2 separate regions of the Homo sapiens genome follow, and region 1 is linked to region 2. Evidence: read pairs that join two places in POLR2A ChIA-PET (ENCODE). Cell type or tissue: HCT116. All regions are shown on one strand. Each heading gives the region's core, and the rest is flanking DNA. Links, peaks and the distances in the headings are about the cores only. Region 1 overlaps CCDC62 (coiled-coil domain containing 62). Region 2 holds the start of ABCB9 (ATP binding cassette subfamily B member 9).

Evidence for each region. Peaks named below come from ENCODE experiments on the same cell type or tissue, not always from the same donor. Only the 100,000 strongest peaks of a DNase experiment are listed, where the experiment ranks them.
Region 1: POLR2A ChIA-PET joins it to region 2 with 10 read pairs; 9 of 35 experiments call an interaction of 5 or more read pairs at or near these places.

Annotation. Positions count from the first base shown.
Region 1 is chr12:122,795,244-122,798,150 of GRCh38, forward strand. It overlaps CCDC62 (coiled-coil domain containing 62), which reads left to right. Exons shown (of 13, transcript NM_201435.5): 7 at 2,064-2,152; 8 at 2,842-2,907. Among named protein-coding and RNA genes, the nearest start is that of CCDC62, 22 kb to the left of the region's middle. RefSeq lists a silencer at 505-705. In HCT116, for the core only: no CTCF peak of the experiment used is centred there; no DNase peak of the experiment used is centred there.
Region 2 is chr12:122,965,189-122,968,095 of GRCh38, forward strand. ABCB9 (ATP binding cassette subfamily B member 9) reads right to left here and starts at 1,275. Exons shown (of 12, transcript NM_019625.4): 1 at 1,099-1,275. RefSeq lists enhancers at 1-723, 724-1,529 and a silencer at 1,294-1,583. In HCT116, for the core only: no CTCF peak of the experiment used is centred there; a DNase peak (open chromatin) is centred at 1,363; H3K4me3 peaks cover 1,554 bases; H3K27ac peaks cover 1,083 bases.

The DNA.
Region 1 (2,907 bases), core at 324-2,823, 170 kb before region 2:
TTTCATTGTGTTGCCCAGGCTGGTCTCGAACTCTTGAGCTCAGACAATCCACCCGCCTCGGCCTCCCAAAGTGTTAGGATTACAGGTGTGAGCCACCGCACCCAGTCAGATGTTACCATGTTTTATTTGAAGTTGGAAGATGTCTTAAAGTTTTACTTTTAAGTTTAAAACTTGTAGAAAATGCAGTTCTTTTTTTTTTTGAGACGGAGTCTCGCTGTCGCCCAGGCTGGAGTGCAGTGGTGTGTTCGCGGCTCACTGCAAGCTCAGCCTCCTGGGTTCATGCCATTCTCCTGCCTCAGCCTCCCGAGTAGCTGGGACTACAGGCGCCCGCCACCATGCCCAGCTAATTTTTTGTATTTTTTAGTAGAGATGGGGTTTCACCGTGTTAGCCAGGATGGTCTTGATTTCCTGACCTCATGATCTGCCCACCTTGGCCTCCCAAAGTGCTGGGATTACAGGCGTGTTCTTTTACATAGGCTGAGGGACATGTTTTGCTTGTACATAACTAGGAGTAAGGAGTTTGCAAAGAGAACAATGATACTAGTTTACATTTCTGTGGGTCCTGACAGTCCTGTAGGTGAGCTCTTATAGACTGAGTGTCTGCCTCAGGTCTCCCAGGCGGTAAAAGGCAGAGTCTTGATCAGAATTCAGCAGGTTCCAGGCGTCTAAGTCCCTTCCCATTGTTTTAGCTTAGGCTGCTTGTTCAGGCAGATAGCAGCAGAGAGTTCCTTACCTCTGTTTTCTGTGGCCAACTTGTGAAAATAGTCAGACCCAATCCACTTTGATCTCTCAGCTAAACCCAGCCATGGAGAAAACTATCTGGACTAGGGAAACATTTATATTTACATTGGCATTGCCTCTTATGCAAAAGTAGATTATTCTGAAATCAGAGATTAAGGCAACATTCAAATATACATATATTTTTTTTTTCTTTGACCACCTGCCCTCCCCCACCGCCCCCCGACAACCCCACTGGCCAACATTCAGATATATTTAAAATTACTCTGAGGGCCAGGTAAAGTAGTTGGCTTTTGTTTAGGGACCATGCTGTATCCAAAACAAGTATTTATTTATTTTTTTTAAGAGACAGTGTCTTGCTGTGTTGACTCAGGCTGGTCTCAAACTCCTGGGCTCAAGCAATCTTCCCACCTCAGCCTCCAAAGTAGCTGGAAATATAACAAAACAGGTTTATTTAAACATTAGGAAATATAACAAAACAGGTTTATTTAAACCCTGCTTGGATGCTGTTAACATGAAAGGCATGTAGAATTGAGACCCACGGAGTCAGATGCACTACGGATATCACTTCCACTGTTAAAATGTCTCAGTTTTGGCCGGGCATGGTGGCTCATGCCTGTAATCCCAGCATTTTGGGAGGCTGAGGCGGGTAGATCACATGAGGCCAGGAGTTCGAGACCAACCTGGCTAACATGGTGAAACACAGGAGTTCAAGACCAGCTTGGGCAACATAGTGAGACCCCCATCTCTATTTTTAAAAATATTTTATCTTTTAAAATTTTTAAATAAATAATTGAAGTAATATGTATTAAGTATAGAGATTTGGAAATCATCCTTATTCTATCTCCCCACAAAAGGAAAGACAAATAATCCCTGAATCTACAAATCACTTCTTCTTTTTTTTTTTTTTTTTTTAAGACAAAGTCCTCACTTTGTCATCCAGGCTGGAGTGCAGTGGCGCAATCTCTGCTCACTGCAACTTCCACCTCCCAGGTTCAAATGATTTTCCTGCCTCAGCCTCCCAAGTAGCTGGACCACAGGCAGGCACCACCACACCCGGCTAAATTTGTATTTTTAGTAGAAATGGGGTTTCACCATGTTGGCCAGGCCAGTCTCGAACTCTTGACCTCAAGTGGTCTACCCACCTCAGCCTCCCAAAGTGCTGCAATTACAGGTGTGAGCCACTTCGTTCAGCCCATTCTGCTATTTTTAAGTACAGGAACAACAACAACAAAAATGTTAGCTGAGCATTAAATTGTTGGAAATGGAGAGGTTTGTGTGGCTATAGCTGATGAAAAATGTTAATAATACTTGTTCTTAAATAGTAGAGAGAGAAAAGAGGAAAGATGAATTGCTTAATATTGCGAAGTCAAAGCAAGAACGCACAAATTCAGAACTGCACAATCTGAGACAGGTATGTCCCCAATCATCCTTCTCTGTCACATAAGAAATGTTTGTAAACAAATAGCAAATTAGGAAAAATGTATGCCCGTCGATTTTGTTTAATTGGTGATTTGGAATCCTAACTACATTAGTTGTATATCATGTTTATTTATTTTTATTATTATTATTTTTTTGAGACGGAGTCTCGCACTGTCAACCGGGCTGGGGTGCAATGGCCTGATCTCGGCTCACTGCAACCTCCACCTCCTAGTTACAAGCGATCCTCCTGCCTCAGCCTCCCAAGTAGCTGGGATTACATGTGCCCACCACCACGCCCAGCCAATTTTTTGTATTTTTAGTAGAGACAGGGTTTTACTGTGTTGGCCAGGCTGGTCTCGAACTCCTGACCTCATGACCCGCCCACCTCAGCCTCCCAAAGTGCTGGGATTACAGGCGTGAACCAGCGCACCCAGCCTGTATATCATGTTTAGTATAGCAAATAGGTCTTGCTTGTGGTGATCAAAGGCTGGGAGCCCAGCTATCCTAGCAAATCTTAGTGCTAACAAAGGAAAATTAAAAGCAGACATATTTAGCATATTTCTCTAGTAACTATCTGACCTGTTTTAGGATTTGTGAACTGTTTCAGGGAAAGTGCCAAATTGTTGGTTCAGTTTAGTTTTGTTATTACATTTCATGTTGATTTGTCAATATCTATGACAGATTTATGTAAAACAACAGAGTGATCTGCAGTTTCTTAATTTCAATGTGGAAAATTCTCAGGAATTA
Region 2 (2,907 bases), core at 211-2,710:
ACGAAGGCAGGATGGAGACCCGCATCCAGGGTCTCCAGGATGGAGACTCGGGGGTCCCCTGTCCAGGCTATTCAGGGATTGCAAGAAAAGGGGCCAAAGAACTTGGGTGGCCCAGTGGCCTCGGTTCACCCCTGACATGGTGAGCTTTTTACCCCGGTGTGGGCCCAGACCCAGATAAGCCCATTCCATTCGCTGCGCAGCAAAGCACTGACTGACAGAGGCCTGCTGGGTGGGAGGGCCTGACTGTGGGGGTCCCTGGCTCTGGGGCAGGAGCGGGCTGGGTCTGCGTGGGTCCATCCTGATTTCATCCCTGCTGAGCCTCTGGCAGCCCACGTGGGGCCCAGCCTCACTCTGGGACTTGAGAAGCTGTCTCAGGTGCTCTCAGCTCTAGGAGAGGCAGAGAGGCGCGAGGTGCCCTCCCTCCAAGCCTCCTCTTGTCACCCGGCCCTGCACTATCCGGAAAAGGGGAATGGGCAGAGGCGGGGATCCTGTCAGCCCAGCTTAAAGCTGTCTCAGTTAATGTCAGGCCGGGGGAGGAGGCTTTTTTTTTTTTTCCAGAGGCCCAGAAATAAAAGAGGCTCCCCTGGGAACCTACAGGCCTCACTGCCAGCGTGGATGGCGGGGAGCAGCGGCAGCCCACTGGCCTGCTGAGGAGACTGAGAAAAGGGCTTTGCCCAGGTCAGCAGGAACAGGCCAGATCCCCCAGGCTTCTGCCAAAGCCCTGGTGCTCAGGATCCCTGGGAAGCCCTGACATGGACAGTGGGAGCCCTCAGAAGGCGCGCCAGCCCCGTCCTGGGGGAACGACAGCCATCCCAGGATCCTCCAACACCTCCCACATTTTCCAAGAGGCAGCGGCGCCTTGGGGGTTAAAAAAAATGGCAACATTCGCCCTACGGGCGCGGAAAGGATGCTGCAGGGATGGGGGCTGGGAGCTGCGGCTGCGGGCTCCGGGAGGGCTCCAGGGAGGCTCCCACCTTCAACCGAGATGCCTATTCCCACCGAGGCAGGGGTGCCCAGACGCCCCCCAACGCGTGCCTGGCCTGGCACCCTGGCCTGGAAAGGTCCCAAAACCAGGGGTCTAGGGTGCCTTGCCCTTACCTGTTACCTGGCACCAGGTGAGCTCTGGGAGGGGGCGCGCAGCAGGCTCGGGTCTGGGGTGCAGTTTCCGCGCTGCTCATTGAAGACTGCGCCGGACGCGGTCCTCGCTCCGCTCTTCCCGCTGCTCCTCCCCGCCTCCCACCCGCGCTGCGCCGCTGCAAGGTCGGAGCTGAGACTGGCGTGCGTTGAGACAGGCTGATGGACGGGGCGGGGCCTCAGTGACGGAGGGGGCGGGGATCCTGGGGCAGGGACCGGCGGAGCCTCCCGGGAGGGGCGGGGCCTCAGGAGGAGTGGGCGGGCTTTCCTGGACGGGGCGGGGCCCCCGAGGAGGGGGCTGGCGAAGCCTCCGGGTGGGGACGGGCCTCCTGGGGGCGGGGCCACAGCTGGCCACCTGCTCACCTGTGGCAAACTCCTCCCACATCTGGCCAACCAGGCCCTCCACACTGCGTGCTGGCCTCCACCTGGAGCCACGGGCCCATCCTGAGGGGACGGAAATGGTTTCACCTGAAGGAGGCCAGCTTTTTAACTGGCCTTTTTCCCTGGAGGGACAGCCAGCCAGTCCAGGAGGGTGGGTTATGGTCCTCATTCATTCACTTATTCTTTCATTCGTTCACCCAACAGATATTTATCCAGTGCCTACGGCGTGCCATATGCCCTTTTAAGCATTTGAAATTAAACAATTAACAAAACAAGATCCTTGCCCTTCTGGAGCTGACATTCTAGTGAGGGTGTCAGACAACACATATAAGCAAATGAGATATATTGGAAGGGAATACATTTTACGGAGAAAATTGGTGCAAGATCAGGGATTCGGGGCATTGGAGAGGGGAGGCAGCGATATGTCCTCAGTGACTGCCAGGTGCTGGGAACACAGCTGTGTGTGAAAAGACAGAAAACTCCCAGCCTTCATGGCGTGAAGGGGACAGAACATCAGCAAGTAAGTGCATAAGGCCATTCAGGTACTGGATGCAGTAAAATAAATAAAATTGTGTAAGTGAAAGGTGAGAAGGCGTGAGCCACGGGGAGGGAGGAACATCCTACGCTAAGGCCTGCAAGTTCAAAGGCTCTGAGGTGGGAACCAACTTGGCCACTTGAGGACCAGAAAAGGGTCCATGTGGCCTGAACCGTGGGAAGTGGGTGGGGGAGTGGACTTACGGCCCAGAGGGGCAGCAGGTGGGGCTAGAACTGCCCACATCCCTGGATCCTCTGATCAGAGGCTTTGTTTTTTCCTGAGACAGAGACTCCAGGATGGAGTGCAGTGGCGAGTTCTCAGCTCACTGCAGCCTCTGCTTCCCAGCTTCAAGTGATTCTCCTGCCTCAGCTTCCCAGGTAGATGGGATTACAGGTGTCCGCTACCACGCCTGGCTAATTTTTGTATTTTTAGTAGAGATGGGGTTTAGCCATGTTGGCCAGGCTGGTCTCAAACTCCTGACCTCAAGTGATCTGCCCTCCTTGGCCTTCCAAACTGCTGGGATTAGAGTCGTGAGCCATGTGTGCCCAGCCCTGAACAGAGGCTTTTTGGAGCACTCTCTGAATTGGAAATGTCCTCTGCTACTTGGTGGGACAGCTTCTTTAGAGGGGAATTTGTTCAGAACTTACAACACTATGTTTTTTTTTAACCCAGAAGGAATTTCCTCTACAGATAGACTTGTGCAAGGGAGCTAAGGTACTAGCTTAAAGGTAGTTACTACAGTAGCAAAAGTCTGGAAATAACCTAAATACCCTTCCATAGGGAACTGGCCAAATAATTAGAGAACACCTGTTCAACAGAATACTCTGTAGCCAGAAAAAAAAAAATAGAAGACATAG